Regions from separate parts of the Homo sapiens genome. Here region 1 is linked to region 2. A link is an interaction called in ENCODE POLR2A ChIA-PET data of the cell type or tissue named here. Cell type or tissue: GM12878. All regions are shown on one strand.

Region 1 (8,000 bases), 86 kb after region 2:
GCCTGCAGACAGGAGAGAGAAAACGAACAAAGGCAGGCAGGGTCCGAGCCTGAGGAACACCTGCCTTCAGTGCCAGTTGGGAGGGGGAGTTGGGAGGAGAAGGAAGGAGAGCCAGCATCAGTCCTCGGAGCTTCCCTCCCTGCCTTGCCTGTGGCCTCCAAGATCTTTTTGTGGATGAGGGTGACAGCTTTCAGAGAACAGCTGTAGGGGCAGGGAGGGACTGCAAAATAAGAACGAGGGATGAGGAAGAACATCTTCCGACGTTCTTGTCAACTGCCTGTCTTGGGTTCTGAGTAAAAGTATGGGCCGTGCTTACGTGCAGAATCACACTTCTTCATGCTCCTTCCCCTTCCCTCCCGACCTCTGAGCCCTCCTCTGCCTCCACTGCTGCAGAGGTCACAGGCTGGAAACCTAGAAAGCAGTCCACAACCCTCAGGCCTGATTCACTTTCCCCACATAGATACTTAAACATTTTGAATTTGTTATCAGTTTTTTAAAAATGTAAGATTTCAAAAACAGCAATGACAATTGGATTTTCAGCTTGGAAAATTGGAAGGTATGACAGAGCTGCCCCCACAGCCCCATGTGGTGACAGGAGGTGAAATGAACCATTGCACTGTCCAGTTGCCGCCCTTTCCACCACGCCCTGCAGATCTCCAGCACCAAGATAAAAGCTGGTTGCCACGTATCATTTGTTTGCACATGGTTTCTACACTTTTATGTAACCTGGGTTATCATCCAGCAGTCACAGCCTCTGCAGAGCAGCCCAGCAAAAGCAGAGACTTGCTTGGCTGGAGGAAACTTAGCAAGATTGATATTAGGTACACAAACACTACAAGCCAGGAGGTGAGGTGACACCATTTTTTAAAAACAACATTATTGAGGCTTCATTGACACACCATGAAATGCACCCACTGGACGGAGAGAGTTCAATAAGTTTTGACTTCTTGTGTGACCCTCACTGCAATCAAGTGATCTAACATTTCCATCACCTGAAAATGTCCCTCTGTTATCTTCCCAGTCAACACCCTCCTCTCTCCCATCCCCAGCCCCTGGTAACTACTGGTCTGCTTTTTGTCAGAGGCTACATTGTGAGTCAAAAGGTTAGCTGGAAAAGCTGTAAGCAGAAGGGTTCACTGCAGAGTGAACAAACAGACCAGCAAGTGTGGGCCAGGGAAGAAGTCTGCAGGCCTGCAACGGCTGGGGATGCCTGGAAGTGCTCCTGCAAGTCATTGGATTGTTCACCAAAGGATACACAAACAAGGAGTTATTTTTATGGAGGCTTTAAGAGAGCATTCTAGACTGTTTAAAAAAAAGATGAGAGTAATGCTCTAAGCATAGAGAACCACTGGAAATTATCAAGGCTAGGTGCACTGGCTCATCCCTGTCATGCCAGCACTTTGGGAGGCCAAGGTGGGAGGATCGCTTGAGCCCAGGAGTTCCAGACCAGTCTGGGCCACATAGCGAGACCCCATCTCTACAGTTTTTTTTTTTTTTTAATTAGCCAGGCATGGTGGCATGCACCTATAGTCTCAGCTACTTGGGAGGCTGAGGCGGGAGGATTGCTTGAGCCTGAGAAGTTGAGGCTGCAGTCAGCCATGATTGCGTAACTGCACTCCAGCCTGGGTGACAGAGCCAGACCCTGTCACAGAAAAAAAAAAAAAGAAACAAAAAAAAAAAAAAAAGGGGAGGGGAGGGAAAAGGGAATCATCTAATTGTGTGTGTTAATTTTAAGTAGTAAATTAGGCATCCAAGACCGCATATCCCCATCTTCATGTGGGCATTGTGTGTGTTTGAGTGACTCCACAGGCACAAGGACTGGGTAGCTGTCCTGTGCCCAAGAACACTGAACAGAGACAAGTACTTTTCCACAGGATAACATCGCTCATGGTCCACATCAAGAAAGAGAGGTCTTTCAGCCCTCTCTTGTTTCCATGGCATCCAAGAGCCCTTAGTAAGTATGAGAATTTTTTTTTTTTTGAAATAGTCTCACTCTGTTGCCCAGGCTGGAAGGCAGTGGCATGATCTTGGCTCACTGCAACCTCCATCTCTTGGGTTCAAGCAATTCTCCTGCCTCAGCCTCCCAAGTAGCTGGGATTACAGGCCTGTGCCACCACACCCAGCTAATTTTTGTATTTTTAGTAGAGACAGGTTTTTGCCATGTTGGCTAGGCTGGTCTCGATCTCCTGACCTCAGGTGATCTGCTCAAGTATGAGAATTTTTATTAATAAAAGTGCAGGCTTGCAATTAAGATTGTCAGTCAGATGAACATTTTACCTTAAAAAGGTCCCATCTAGCACGTGTGTTTTTTTGTCTTGGAAAGCAATGTTCATGCAGCCCCAGCCAGTCAGCTCTCAAAAGCCTTCTTCTGAATGAGGAGAGTCCAGACATCTTGGTGCTAGAGCTAGTGTCTAGAACTGTAAGACATCTCCTGAGTTCAGCTGTAACAAATAAGGCAAATGCTAACATCACATAGCTCCTATAAGGCAAATAGGCAGAGTTTAGAAACTCCAGGAACCTAAAATATTTTAACGTGAGAGAAGATGTCAATGGGTAGGTTCTAGTAGGATATAAGCTGATCTATTATGTTAAGCTGCAAGTTAGAGGGTATCTGGCCAATAGTGAGTCAACAAAAGGAACATTTACTACAGTGACTTTGGAGGTTGGTGGTCCCACCTCAACAGGGTCAAGGACGCAGGCCCTTTACATCCTGCTGCTCTGCTGTCCTTAGCTTGTTTGCTTTCTTCCTCAAGTTTGTAACCTCATGGCCCCAATATGGCTGCTGTAGCTCCAAGTATCACATCCTTCCATAGAAAGTTCCAGATTAGAAGTAGGAGCGCAGCTCCTTACACATCTATTTTTTTAATGAGATAGAGAAAAATCTTTCCCAGAGGCCCCCAGCAGACTTATTTCCCTTTGTTGGCTGGAATTGGGTCACACTTCCATCTTAGGACCAGTCACCAGTAAAGGCGGTCAACAGCATCATGATTAGTGCCAATCACAATTTGACCCTTGAGACTGGGGGATCTGCAACAGGGGATGATTGATTGGGTTATCTCACTATACTCTTCTTTTAATTTTAATTTTAATTTTAATTTTCTTTGAGAAAGTGTCTCACTTTATCACTCAGGCTGGAGTGCAGTGGCCTGATCATGGCTCACTGCAGCCTCGACCTCCCAAAGTTCAGGTGATCCTCCTACCTCAGCCCCCCAAGTAGCTGGGACTACAGGTATGCACCAACATACTCCTCTAATTTTTGTATTTTTAGTAGAGACAGGGTTTAGCCATGTTGCCCAGGCTGGTCTGGAACTCCTGGGCTCAAGCTATCCACCTGCCTCAGACTCCCAAAGTGCTGGCATTATGGGCATGAGCCACCATATCCAGCCACTATATTCTTCTAAATCCATTAAAAGCACCCTCTCCTCAAAAAATATTTCCGTATCCCATTTCCTCTTTCACAACATTTTCTCTCTGCTAGCTCCACCCTGGCTCCCATGGGAGGTGAGCTCTGCCCTTCCCCACTTCTACCAGTGTTGATCAGCTTTCTTCTTCTTCTTCTTCTTTTTTTTTTTTTTTTTTTTTTGAGATGGAGTTTTCTCTCTTGTTGCCCAGGCTGGAGAGCAGTGCTGCAATCTCAGCTCACTGTAACTTTGCAACCTCACAACCTCTGCTTACCAGGTTCAAGCGATTCTCCTGCCTCAGCCTCCTGAGTAGCTGGGATTACAGGCACACGCCACCATGCCCGGCTAATTTTTGTATTTTTAGTAGAGACGGGGTTTCACCATGCTGGCCAGGCTGGTCTTGAGCTTCTGACCTCAGGTGATCTGCCTGCCTCAGCCTCCCAAAGTGCTGGGATTACAGGTGTGAGCCACCGCACCCAGCCATGTTGATCAGCTTTCATTCCTTCTATCCCATCTTTTCTCTGGAATGTGATCCCAGCAACATTTTCCCAGAACACAGGCTGCTGCTTTGATATTTTGATTTGCCTCCATATGAATGGCTTTTCAGAACTGGCCTCAGAGGAAAGTCAGAAGGCTTCCCACAGATGTTAATGAAGTTTTGGGAACCACAACCACCAGTATCTCTTGGGGACTTTTTACTGTTGTTTTCTAAACCAGAAGAGTCATGTCCTCAGAGAGGAAGGTCAAAAGTTGAGCACCTTCTCACACTATTCTCCCCCAATAAAAACCTCTGTCTCCTACTTGTAATTCCCAGAAACGGTGGTCTCACTTTTCTTCCAGGTGTCTTTGAGCTTTTATCGATGCTCAGCTTCATTTTTTTGGAAGAGTCCCGCAACTTATTTTGTAGACTCCCAGGCTTCTTGCTCTCCTTGTCTGGTCTTTGTTTCCCTTCTGATGTAGGGCAGATGAGCCCTAAATAGGGGTTTAGCCTGGGAAGGTTCTTGGCTTTGCCCAGAACCCAGAATTTATTTATTTAATTTTTAAATTTTTATTTTTTTTTTGAGATGGTGTGTCACTCTGTCACCCAGACTGGAGCGCAGTGGTGTAATTTTAGCTCACTACAACCTCCGCCTCCTGGGTTCAAGCAATTATCCTGCCTCAGCCTCCTGAGTAGCTGGGATTACACGTGCGGGCCACTACGCCTGGCTAAATTTTGTATTTTTTAGTAGGGACTGGGTTTCACCAAGTTGCCCAGGCTGGTCTCGAACTCCTGATCACAAATGATCTGCCTGCCTCAGCCTCCCAAAGTGCTGGGATTACAGGTGTGAGCCACTGCACCCAGCTCACCCAGGAAAGAATTTAAAGGCTAGCCAGTGGTAGAAGAAAGTGGTTTTATTAAAGTGATGGTGGTATAGTTCTGGCAGTGCAACAGCTCTGTGACTGCCCCTGCAGAGCAGGGCTACCCCATAGCAATGTGCTAAGAGTAGCCGCTTAGGGCAGTTTTGCATTCATATTTATATCTATTTTTCATTACATGCAGATTAAGGGGCGGTTAATGCCCAAAGTTTTAGAAAAAGGGTGGTAATTACCAGCTGTTGCTATGACCATGGTAAACTGACAGGGGACACTGGTGGGCATGTCCTATGGGAAGTCGCTTAAGCTCCGTCCTTGTTTCCCTGTTTTAGCTAGTCCTCAATTTGGTCCAGTGTCTGAGCCCCACCTCCAAAGTCAAGTCCAGCCTCCTACCTCCCTTCCACCTCCGCCGGCCCTGACCAGGTCTATGTCTGCCCCCTCCCAGCTGAACCCAGTTGAAGCCGGCTGACGGATCCTGTCTTGCAGCACAGCTTCCCATGCCCCACCAGGCATATGCACAGCCTGAGAGGCCACTTACTGCACTCTCTAGTGGATACATGTTTAACTCATAAAAAGGCACTGGCATCCTGTCTCCCAGTGGGGAATTCCTGCTCTCTCTCCTGTCTGCCACTGCCACTGGTTTACTGAGTAGTCTGAGCGTACTGGGCTCAAGCCTGCAATGGTCTCACTGCCTTCCATGGGATGGATTGAACCATCTTTGTCAGTTTCTTAGGTGGCTTCCAAAGGTTTCTGGTCACGCTTGGTGATTTATACATTTCTTTCTTTTCTTTTCCTTTCTTTCTCTCTTTCTTTCTCTCTCTTTCCCTTCCTTCCTTCCTTCCTTTCTTTCTTTTTTCTTTCCTCTCTTTCCTTTTTCTTTTTTTTCTTTCAGGGTCTTGCTCTGTTACCCAGGCTGGAGTGCAGTGGTACAATCACGGCTCACTGTAGCCTCGACCTCCTCCTGGGCTCAAGCGATCTTCCCGCACTCTTGGTGATTTACTCATTTCTTTTCTTTTCTTTTCTTCCTTTCCTTTCCTTTCTTTCCTCTTTCTTTCTTTCTCTTTCTTTCTTTCTTTCTTTCTTTCTTTCTTTCTTTCTTTCTTTCTTTCTTTCCTTCTTTCCTTTTCTTTCTTTCTCTCTTTCTTTCTTCCTTTCTTCTTTCCTTTTTTTTTTTTTTTCAGGGTCTTGCTCTGTTACCCAGGCTGGAGTGCAGTGGTACAATCACGGCTCACTGTAGCCTCGACCTCCTGGGTTCAAGCGATCTTCCTGCCTCAGCCTCATGAGCAGCTGGGACTATGGGCACATGCCACTATGCCCGACTAACTTTTTTTCTTAGATTACGGAGTCTTGCTTCAAGCAGTCCTCCCACTTCAGCCTCTCAAGGCACTGAGATTACAGGCGTGAGTCATCGCACCCAACCAACACTGGGTGATTTAAAATTTCTTGTTTCCTCTCACTCCCCTGTAAGCTGAGACTTGACCTATGGCCTCAGGAAGCTGTAGCCGAGATGGGTTGAATCTTCCCTTCCTCTTGTCCTTCTGGGTTGACCTGCCCTTGGTTTCGGTGAAGGAGGATCTCTCCTTCTAAAAAAGTTTCTCTTGTAAACCTTTAAAAACTTGTTTTGCTAATTAACAAAAGGATATTGCTAAGAAACCTTGTTCTCAAAAGTCAAAGATAGTCAGAAACTTAGCTGCATGAGATCATGAGTAAGAAAGGAACATATACTTCTGCTTAGAGGATCAGAGTCTCTGACACAGAGATGCAACCTTGATTTTCAACCCACCAGAGCTTCAGATAAGGAGTTTTCCAATACGAAGTTCTACCTTTATCTTTGCTTGGTATTTTCCAGAGAAACAGGACCTTGAGTAATCTTCCTGGCCTCCATCTAACACTGGCCTCTTTCCACACATCCCTGCTTTGTGTTGAGCCTATCACACACCTCTTCATCTAAATTCACGCTACTCTTAGCTCAAATTCGATGATAACTGGGTCTCTTCTCTTGTACGAGACCTCACACTTCTTCCGTAGTGTGATCTCCATTCCTGCAGCAAGGTCCTCAGCCTAATTTTGTTGGGCTACAGTTCTGTGAGACAGGCTCTATCAGTATATTAGATGGGACCATTTCTGCAGCTCAGACATTCTCAGCAGCAGCAATGTTGATCCCAAATAGGTGAAAACTAGTTCTTGGGGAACAACAACAACAAAAAATCTCACAATGGTTTGTGGCTTTCTTTTCCTTCTTTTCTTTCTTTCTTTCTTTCTCTCTCTTTCTTTCCTTCTTTCTCTCTTTCTTTCTTTCTCTCTCTTTCCTTCTTTCTTTCTTTCCTTCCTTCTTTCTTTCTCTCTCTCTCTCTTTCCTTCTTTCTCTCTTTCTTTCTCTCTTTCTTTCTTTCCTTCCTTCTTTCTTTCTTTCTCTCTCTCTCTTTCTTTCCTTCTTTCTCTCTTTCTTTCTTTCTCTCTTTCCTTCCTTCTTTCTTTTCCTTCCTTCCTTCCTTCCTTCCTTCCTTCCTTCCTTCCTTCCTTCCTTCCTTCCTTCCTTCCTTCTGTTTTTTGAGACAGAGTCTCACTCTGTCACCCAGGCTGGAGTGCAGTGGTGTAATCTCGGCTCACTGCAACCTCTGCCTCCTGGCCTCAAGTGATTGTCCTGCCTCAGCCTCCCAAGAAGCTGGGTTTACAGGTGCATGCTGCCATATGCGGCTAATATTTGTACTTTTAGTAGAGACAAAGTTTCACCATGTTGGCCAGGCTGGTCTCAAACTCCTGACCTCAAGTGATTCTCTTGCCTCGGCATCCCAAAGTGCTGGGATTATAGGCATGAGCCACTGCGCCCAGCCAGTTTCTGTCTTTGTAAAGGGCCACAACACATAAACCGACAGTGTGTTGGTTGCACTGAAATTGCATAAGCAGGCAGAGGAATGTGCTGTGTAGGAAAGATGTATATCCAAAGAGGCTTCTGAAGGGGACAAGGATGTAAAAAGTTGAAGAGATCCTGCATTAGCTAAGATCGAGGAGCATCGGGTGCCCACTGTGAGTCACCTGCCCAATCATTGACTCCAAGTATCGTAATCTATACTTTTCAAGAAGTCTTCTTTACTGGGGAGAGGATGCACTCACACAGATACTCACTGTGCTTTGCATTTACTTCTGTTCCTTATCACAGCCTGTTTGCATTTGTCCTGCTCAGACAGCCTCATCTGACTGGGCCAGGTGACCACAGGTGACACACAGATGGAGAACAGCAGAGTG
Region 2 (8,000 bases):
TGCAGTGAGCCGAGATCATGCCATTGCACTCCAGCCTGGGTGACAAGAGTGAAACTACGTCTCAAAAAAAGAAAAAAAGAAAAAAAGAAACAAAAACCTAAGCAAAATAACCAAAGTAGATGAGTTATCCTGGAACTTACATTCAAGAGGGGAAGACAGACAATTAGCAGGCAAACAAACAATAACAATAAAGAGGAAATACTTGGGGCTAATAACGGTGGGTGAAATCCATGAATCTCCTTTTGCTGCCTCCTGAAATCACACTGTAGTGACAGTAAAGAGATCTTTTAGAAAGGAGTCCCCGTAAGTACAGGGAGAACATAAGAGGATACAATACCACCAAAATTTTGCCAGCTGGACAGCAGATGAATGAATGGTAACTGGTGACTGACTTAGCAGACCTGTGAAAGTTGGATCATAAGCCAATAGTGGGAAAAACCAAGATTCAATGAAGTTTCTACTGTAGAATCCACATAAAGCTCATGAACTAGTGGCAACAGGTTCCTCTGGAAATGGGACAAAGGACAAGCTAACATAAGGAAAATAGGCTGAAAATCTTATTATTCTTAGAGACAGCATCTTGCTTTGTTGCCCAGGCTGGAGTGCAGTGGTGTGATCATAGCTCACTGCAGCCTTGACCTCCTGGGCTAAGTGATCCTCCTGCCTCAGCCTCCCGAGTAGCTGGGACTGCTGAGTAGGCAGGCACCACTATGCCACCATGCCAGGCTATTTAAAATTTTTTTTTTTTTGGCCAGGCACAGTGGCTCACGCCTGTAATCCCAGCACTTTGGGAGGCCGAGGCAGGCAGATCACCTGAGGTTGGGAGTTGGAGACCAGCCTGACCAACATGGAGAAACCCCATCTCTACTAAAAATACAAAATTAGCTGGGCATGGTGGTGCATGCCTGTAATCCCAGCTACTTGGGAGGTTAAGGCAGGAGATCGCTTGAACCCGGGAGGCGGAGGTTGCGGTGAGCCGAGATCGCGTCGTCATTGCCCTCCATCCTGGGCAACAAGAGCAAAACTCCCTCTCAAAAAAAAAAAAAATTTTTTTTTTTTTTTAGATACAGGGTCTCACTATGTTGCCCAGACTAGTATGGATCTCCTGGGCTCAAGCAATCCTTCAGCTTTGGCCTCCCAAAGTGCTGAGATTACAGGTGTGAGCCATGGCACTCAACCATTCTTTTCTGGTTTAGACATCATGTCATAGTGCCTTTATATACGTTTTATGTATCTAAAAAAAAGTAGTCCCTTCCCTTCTCTTCAATGTGAGCAGACAACCAAGAATTACCATATATATGATGACAACTTCTAACATAAAATATAGCAACTGACACCAAAAAAGGCATCTTAGAGCAGGGAGATGAAGATTCCTCAGAGAAATCAGAGTGGACATTGCAATCATGAAACAAGGTCAGCATGCTAAGAAGGAATAAAAATGTGCTCAGAAATGAAAAGTGATAGCAAAAATGAAAAATAGAAGGGCTGGAAGATAAGAAAATCTCACAGAAAGTAAAGCAAAACAATGGGGAGAGAAAAAATGGGAAAAAAGGGAAAATTAGAGGGCCGTGTAAGAGGTGCAGTGTCCCCCAAATAACAAGGATTCCAGAAGGAGAGAAGAGAGAAAATGAAGGCAAGGAAACCATCACAAAGTGTTTCAAGAGAATCTTCCCAAATGGAAGGAAATTATTTTGTAGACTGGAAGAGTCCATTGAATGCCCAATGGATGGAATTTTAGATACCTTGTGAGAAAGGTAAGGATCCTGCAGGCTTCCAGAGAGAAAAAGACAGGCCATGGACAAAGGATAGGAGTCAGGATGTCTTGGGAATTTTCAGCCAGACTGGACGCTAGAAGGCAATGCGGCAATGCCTTTCAAGTTCTGAAGAAGAATGATTGCCAACCCAGAATATTCCATACATAGCCCAATATCAACTACACATGAGAGTGGGATAAAGACATTTTCTGACATGCGGGATTTCAAAGCATTTACTTTCTAAAGAAGCTGCGTCAGGGTTGGGCATGGTGGCTCATGCCTGTAATCCCAGCAATTTGGGAGGCCGAGGCAGAAGGATGACTTGAGCCCAGGAGTTTGAGACCAGCCCTGGGCAGGATAGTGAGACCCTCCCCTTTCTATAAACGAACAAACAAAATAGCCAGGTGTGGTGACACCTGTGATCCCAATGCTTTTAGGGGATTGGGCAGGAGGATTGTCTGGGCCCAGGAGATGGAGGCCGCAGTGAGCCATGATTGTACCACCACACTCCAGCCTGGGCAACAGAGCGAGACTCTGTCTCCAAAAAAGTTAATAAATAATAAAATAAGTAAATGTGGGCTATGATGAGGTTTCTCTTCAAATAGCCGATCAATCCTTTATTCTTTAATTCATAGTATCCCCCCACCCCCTTTTCCTTTTGCTCCTTCTTTTTCCTTTCTGCCTTTGTTCCATGCCCAGACACGCCACAGTACCAGGCGTTATTAGTACCAGCTCACGTTCTTTTCCTTATTTGGAAAGAAGACTAGCTCTCTAGCTCACTGCAGACACCCCTTCCCCTTTCCCCTCTCTCCCTTACGTGCCCACCTTATCTAAAGAAAGTTCAAATGTTTAGCCAACTGGGACTAGTTTAGATTGTATGGCCCGACTCCGGCCAATGGGGAAAGGGTACAGGGGCAGGACTTGCATTAGGAATAAAGGCTCTCGTGCCCCTTTGTTCAGGTGTGCTCTCATGGCAACTGGCCAAGGAGAAGCACCCCTCTGCGCAAGTAAAATTGCTTGGCTAAGAATCCTTTGTTTGAGTGTTCAGTTTCCTTAGGATTTGGAGCGTTATTCCCAGCAGTAAATAAAGAAGCTGCTTAAGGATGTAAACCAAGGAAGAGGAAGACAAGAGCAGAGAAGCAAAGAGGCTTTCCACTTAAGAGCTTCAGGTGTGAGCTGGCTGGGCACGGTGGCTCAATGCCTGTAATCCCAGCACTTTGGGAGGCCGAGGTGGGTGGATCACATGGGGCCAGGAGTTCAAGACCAACATGGTGAAACCCCGTCTCTACTAAAAATACAAGAAAAATTAGCTGGGCATGAAGGCACGCACCTGTAATCCCAGCTACTCGGGAAGCTGAGGCAACAGAATTGCTTGAACCCAGGAGGCAGAGGTTGCAGTGAGCCAAGATCAAACCACTGCACTCCAGCCTGGGCAACAGAGCGAGACTCCATCTAAAAGAAAAAAAAAAGAGCTTCAAGCATGAGCTATACACCTGGCATAAACCACCACCCAGGCAGACTGGAACAGGTCAGAAAGTTCCAAGACACATTTCTTCAGGGAGATGAAATCTGTATCCTCCTAAAACCCCTGAAGTTCTTGAGAGGAGACAAGAACATTGACAAAGAGTTTGGGGTTGAATTCGTGGTAAACATGTAGACTAAACACATGAAAAAATAAGGTGATTATTAATTCCAGGGGTTTTGGGAGGAAAGTTGTGCAGGATAAAAAAGGAACTGGCTGGGCGCGGTGGCTCACACCTGTAATCCCAGCACTTTGGGAGGCCGAGGCAGGCGGATCACCAGGTCAGAAGATCGAGACCATCCTGGCTAACACAGTGAAACTCAGTCTCTACTAAAAATAAAAATTATTCAGGCTAGGTGGCGGGCACCTGTAATCCCAGCTACTCGGGAGGCTTAGGCAGGGAGAATTGCTTGAACCTGGGAGGTGGAAGTTGCAGTGAGCTGAGATCGTGCCACTGCACTCCAGCCTGGGTGACAGAGTGAGATTCTGTCTCAAGAAAAAAAAAAAAAGGAGCTGTTATTTACTACAGAGCTCCAATGTCATTAACATCGATGTAGTCACGATTATGCAAACACTGAATATTTTCTAACATAGTGACAATGGGAGCAGATCGGGAAGACAGGGCGGGAAGGGTGTTGTACATATTGGGAAAAGAATAAGAGCATAATCTTCATCTGCCACAGAATAATTTAACAGATGAAACCTTATATTGAGAAATGAAGAAATACAGTAAAATAAGCAAGCCCCTTAAAGGCATGGAGGGATAAATATTTTGCTGACAAGAGGTAGCAGCAGCTGCCTCCAGGAAGCGGTAAGTGACTGTGGTGGAGAGAGAGGGGAAGGAAGTTGTTTTTCACAGTCAACCATTTGATGCATTAAGGGATGTGCAAGTCTAACGGATAAAAATAACAAGTAGACAAAAATAGATGCTATCAGCTAATGATACACCCAGCGAAGTCAGCAACTAGGTATTATGTGAATGTGTCAAAAGGGAAGCCACTTAGGAGTGGTGGAGGGGGAAGTCCTTTGAGGAAATAAAATTTGAGTCACAGGCAGCCTCAAAGAGGGGAAATTCAGCTGGATGAGTACCTGGGGAACGAGGGCTCCACGAAAAGGGAACCACAAGGAGAAGGAGCTTAGTGAGCTGTCGGTAACAAAAAAGGAAGAGTGAAGGGAGCTGGAGGAGGGCTTGGAGGAAGGGAGTAGGGATGAGCTGGGTTGGGTGAGAGCCAAGTGCTAGATGCATCAGGGGCCTTGCTGGCTTTGGGGAAGGCATGGGATTTTACTCTGAGGATCATGAGAAGTATCTGGAGGCCTTCGAGCAGAAGAATGGAATTACAGTTTTAAAACATTTCCATGGTTAAACATGTATTTGGCATCTCCAGTGCGAGACACTTTTCTAAGTGCTTTGGAGGTACAATATGAAATTCGTTTCATCCTCATAATAACATGATGATGTAGGTGCTGTTAGCCCTATTTTTTTCTTCTTTTATTTCTTACTTATATATTTTTTGGGTCAGGGTCTCACTCTGTCATTCAGGCTGGAGTACAGTGGCTCACTGCAGCCTCCACCTCCTGGGTTCCAACAGTCCTCCCTCCTCAGCCTCCCAAGTAGCTGGGACTACAGGTGTGTGCCACCATGCCTGGCTAATTTATTTTATTTAATAATTTCATTTTTTTCTTTTTCTTTTTTAAAATCAACTATATTTATTTATTTATTTATTTATTTATTTATTTATTTATTTATTTATTTATTTAGAGATGGGGTCTTACTCTGTTGCCCAGGCTGGTCTCAAACACCTGGTCTCAAGTGATCCTTCTACCTTGGCCTCCCAAGGTGTTAGGATTACAGGTGTGAGCCACTGCACCTGGCCTTTTTTTTTTTTTAAATCTTGTGAGAGGCCAGGCTCAGTGGCTCACGCCTGTAATCCCAGCACTTTGGGAGGCTGAGGCGGGTGGATCACTTGAGGTCAGGAATTCAAGACCAACCTGGCCAACATGGTGAAAGCCCGTCTCTACTAAAAATACAAAAATTAGCTGGGAGTGGTGGCGCATGCCTGTAATCCCAGCTACTTAGGAGGGCGAGGCACAAGAATTGCTTGAACCGGGGAGACGGAGGTTGCAGTGAGCTGAGATGATGCCACTCTACTCCAGCCTGGGCGACAGAGCGAGACTCCGTCTCAAAGAAAAAAAAAAAATTCTCGTGAGAAAACGAAAGCGCAGCAAGGTTGAGTTGCACAGCGCTAGGACAGGATTCAAACTCAGTACACCCTGCTGCCCCTTCCTGGAGAGCCCTCAGCTTGTCCCCTAGAGGACCAGGACTAAATTCACTGCTTCTCAACCCTCACTCTACTTCACAAGCAACTGGAGAGCTTTAGAAAATACAATGCCCAAACACACCGGCAGTTTTGGAAACTCCTCCAGTGGCTTTGGAGCGCAGCCAGGGTTGAGAAGTGGACGCAGGCTGGAGGCCTGCTCGCATCCCCCGAGCTCTATGCTTCTGTCCTCACACCTTCATTTCTGTTGCAGGCCAGTGGACCCGGGACAACATGGGACGGCTCTTGGTGACTCCTTGGCCTCCCATCACTTTCTTGGAGCCCAGGCCCCTTCTTCTCCCCAGCCACGACTCCTCCTAGAAGCCAGGTTTCTTGCTGGTCTCTACTCTGCTCTCAGCACCAGGCATCTTACCCCACCCCCGATGCCTTTCCTTTCTCAGAACCTCGATGGAGGTCAGTCTCCATCACTCTCCCCAACTTTCTATACCAAACAACTGCACACCGCATGAGTCACGATTCCTGCCCTCTTTTCTCTTCCTCAGTGAAGTAAAGATTGAGAGAGAGTGTGCCTGTGGTTTTGAGAGGGAGTCGGGAATCGTGGAGGAGGGGCCAGAACACCATCTCACTGAGGACTTGCGTGTGTCACTTTGCCACTTTGCCACTTTGCATCGCTGAGCCTCAGCTTTTCTTGTTGTTAAGTAGGGAGAGGATATCTGTTGCGCTTCTTCTTTTTTTTTTTTTTTTGATTTGGAGTCTCTCTCTGTTGCAAGACTGGAGTACAGTGGTGCGATCTCATCTTACTGCAACCTCTGCCTCCCGGGTTCAAGTGATTCTCCTGCCCCTGAGTAGCTGGGATTATAGGTGTGTGCCACCACGCCTGGCTAATTTTTTTGTATTTTTAGTAGAGACGGGGTTTTACCATGTTGGTCAGGCTGGTCTTGAACTCCTGACCTCGTGATCCGCCCGCCTCAGCCTCCCAAAGTGCTGGGATTACAGGCGTGAGCCACCGCGCCCGGCCTGTTGTGCTTCTTAAAAGCCTTTGAGACTCCCTGGGATCTGACACTTGCTGGCTTTTCAGCTGTCACTAAGCTGCAGCCACCCTGGCGTTTCTTTTCCCGGCACAAATTCAGCCTGTTCAGGCCTCGCACAGGCCTGGAGCCCCTTGCTTGGGACATTATTCCCCCAGTTCTTGGCATACAAGATTCCTCCTTGCCATTCTAGTCCCAGCTCAAATATCACCTTTGCATGGCCTTCTCAAGCTCAAGCTGTGTGTTCAAAAGTAACCACCTACTCCCTTCCTGGGAGTCATGTTCTATCCCAGCTCGGTTCTATCGTCTTCACAGCACGTAGCACCAGTGCAAAGGATCCTGCTTATGGGTCTTGCTCTCCCTGTCTGCCCAGCAATGGGAGCTGCTTGAGGGCAGGAATCTTACCCTTTTTGTTCACTGCTGTATCCTTAGCACCTAAAACAGGGCCTGACACATGGTAGGCCTCCATAAATGTTGGCGGATGAATGAAGGCTACGCCGTGGAAACTCAAATGGTGTAATGTTTGCCATGGCACTTTAGAAATTCTCAACTGCAGCCCACATGGGTGAGCTTTTTATTTAAAATAGCTAGATTTGGGAGCAGTGTGTTTACTTTCCTAACTCTGTTTTCTCGAGGCTGGTCGTAGCTCGGACTGACAGATGGCAGAGGACAATGTTTGGGGAGAGGGAACCGGGGTTAGTATGTAGCTTGGACAACCCCTCCTCGGGTAAGCTGCTGGTGGCCAGCTGGCCGTGGCCAGCGTTTGCAGAGTTGGCTCCCCTCCCGCACTGCTTGACCTCGCATCTACTTTCCCAGACCTTTGAAACTTTGCCAAGTGGGTTACTGGATGACCGCTTCTGAAGGCTTAGAGATCTTTGGCCCAATTTCCTGATGGGATGTGCAATTTGTAGATGAGAAATGTCCTCATTTCCTGTGATTAGAGATAAATAATGAAAAGGAAAAAAAAAAGTGGGGCAAAAGCACTTATCCACAGGAGGCAGGGCAAGGCGAAAAGAAGAACTAGCACAGACCCCGCGCTGAGAGGCAGGACGTTTAAGGGAGTGAGGCTGGAATCATGGCTGTGTGTTTCCTCCAGACCCTCTCCATGCCCACTGCCCCCATCCCTCCTTTTCCAACCATAGTATTCATCACCAAGCCACACTGCACCTGAGCTCTGGTTGTGCGGACTGATGAGAAGTTCTGAGGAAGGGGCCCAGGAGCATCTTTTCCAGAAAGGGGAAGTGAAATAATGCCAGGTTCCCTTTTCGTGCTGCTCAGGCCCCCAGGTTGGGCCAGGTCAGATCCCTCCACCCCTGTTTCCTGGTAGCGGCACTAGGCTGCCGTCTGTGTTATTCATTAACCAGGCACTAATATTTCTGTTTACCCATCTGTCATCCTGCTTTGGGGCAGGGGGTTCAGA

Evidence for each region. ChIA-PET counts read pairs that join two places held together with the same protein. Peaks named below come from ENCODE experiments on the same cell type or tissue, not always from the same donor. Only the 100,000 strongest peaks of a DNase experiment are listed, where the experiment ranks them.
Region 1: POLR2A ChIA-PET joins it to region 2 with 16 read pairs; 3 of 35 experiments call an interaction of 5 or more read pairs at or near these places.

What each region holds. Positions count from the first base shown.
Region 1 is chr19:35,373,329-35,381,328 of GRCh38, reverse strand. No RefSeq gene overlaps it. Among named protein-coding and RNA genes, the nearest start is that of GPR42, 6.3 kb to the right of the region's middle. RefSeq lists a cis regulatory region at 388-1,017. In GM12878, no CTCF peak of the experiment used is centred here; DNase peaks (open chromatin) are centred at 3,588, 4,078 and 6,218; H3K27ac peaks cover 2,733 bases.
Region 2 is chr19:35,458,974-35,466,973 of GRCh38, reverse strand. No RefSeq gene overlaps it. Among named protein-coding and RNA genes, the nearest start is that of FFAR2, 15 kb to the right of the region's middle. RefSeq lists an enhancer at 6,416-6,535 and a silencer at 7,959-8,000. In GM12878, a CTCF peak has its summit at 4,090; DNase peaks (open chromatin) are centred at 4,203, 6,153 and 7,903; H3K4me3 peaks cover 846 bases; H3K27ac peaks cover 4,525 bases.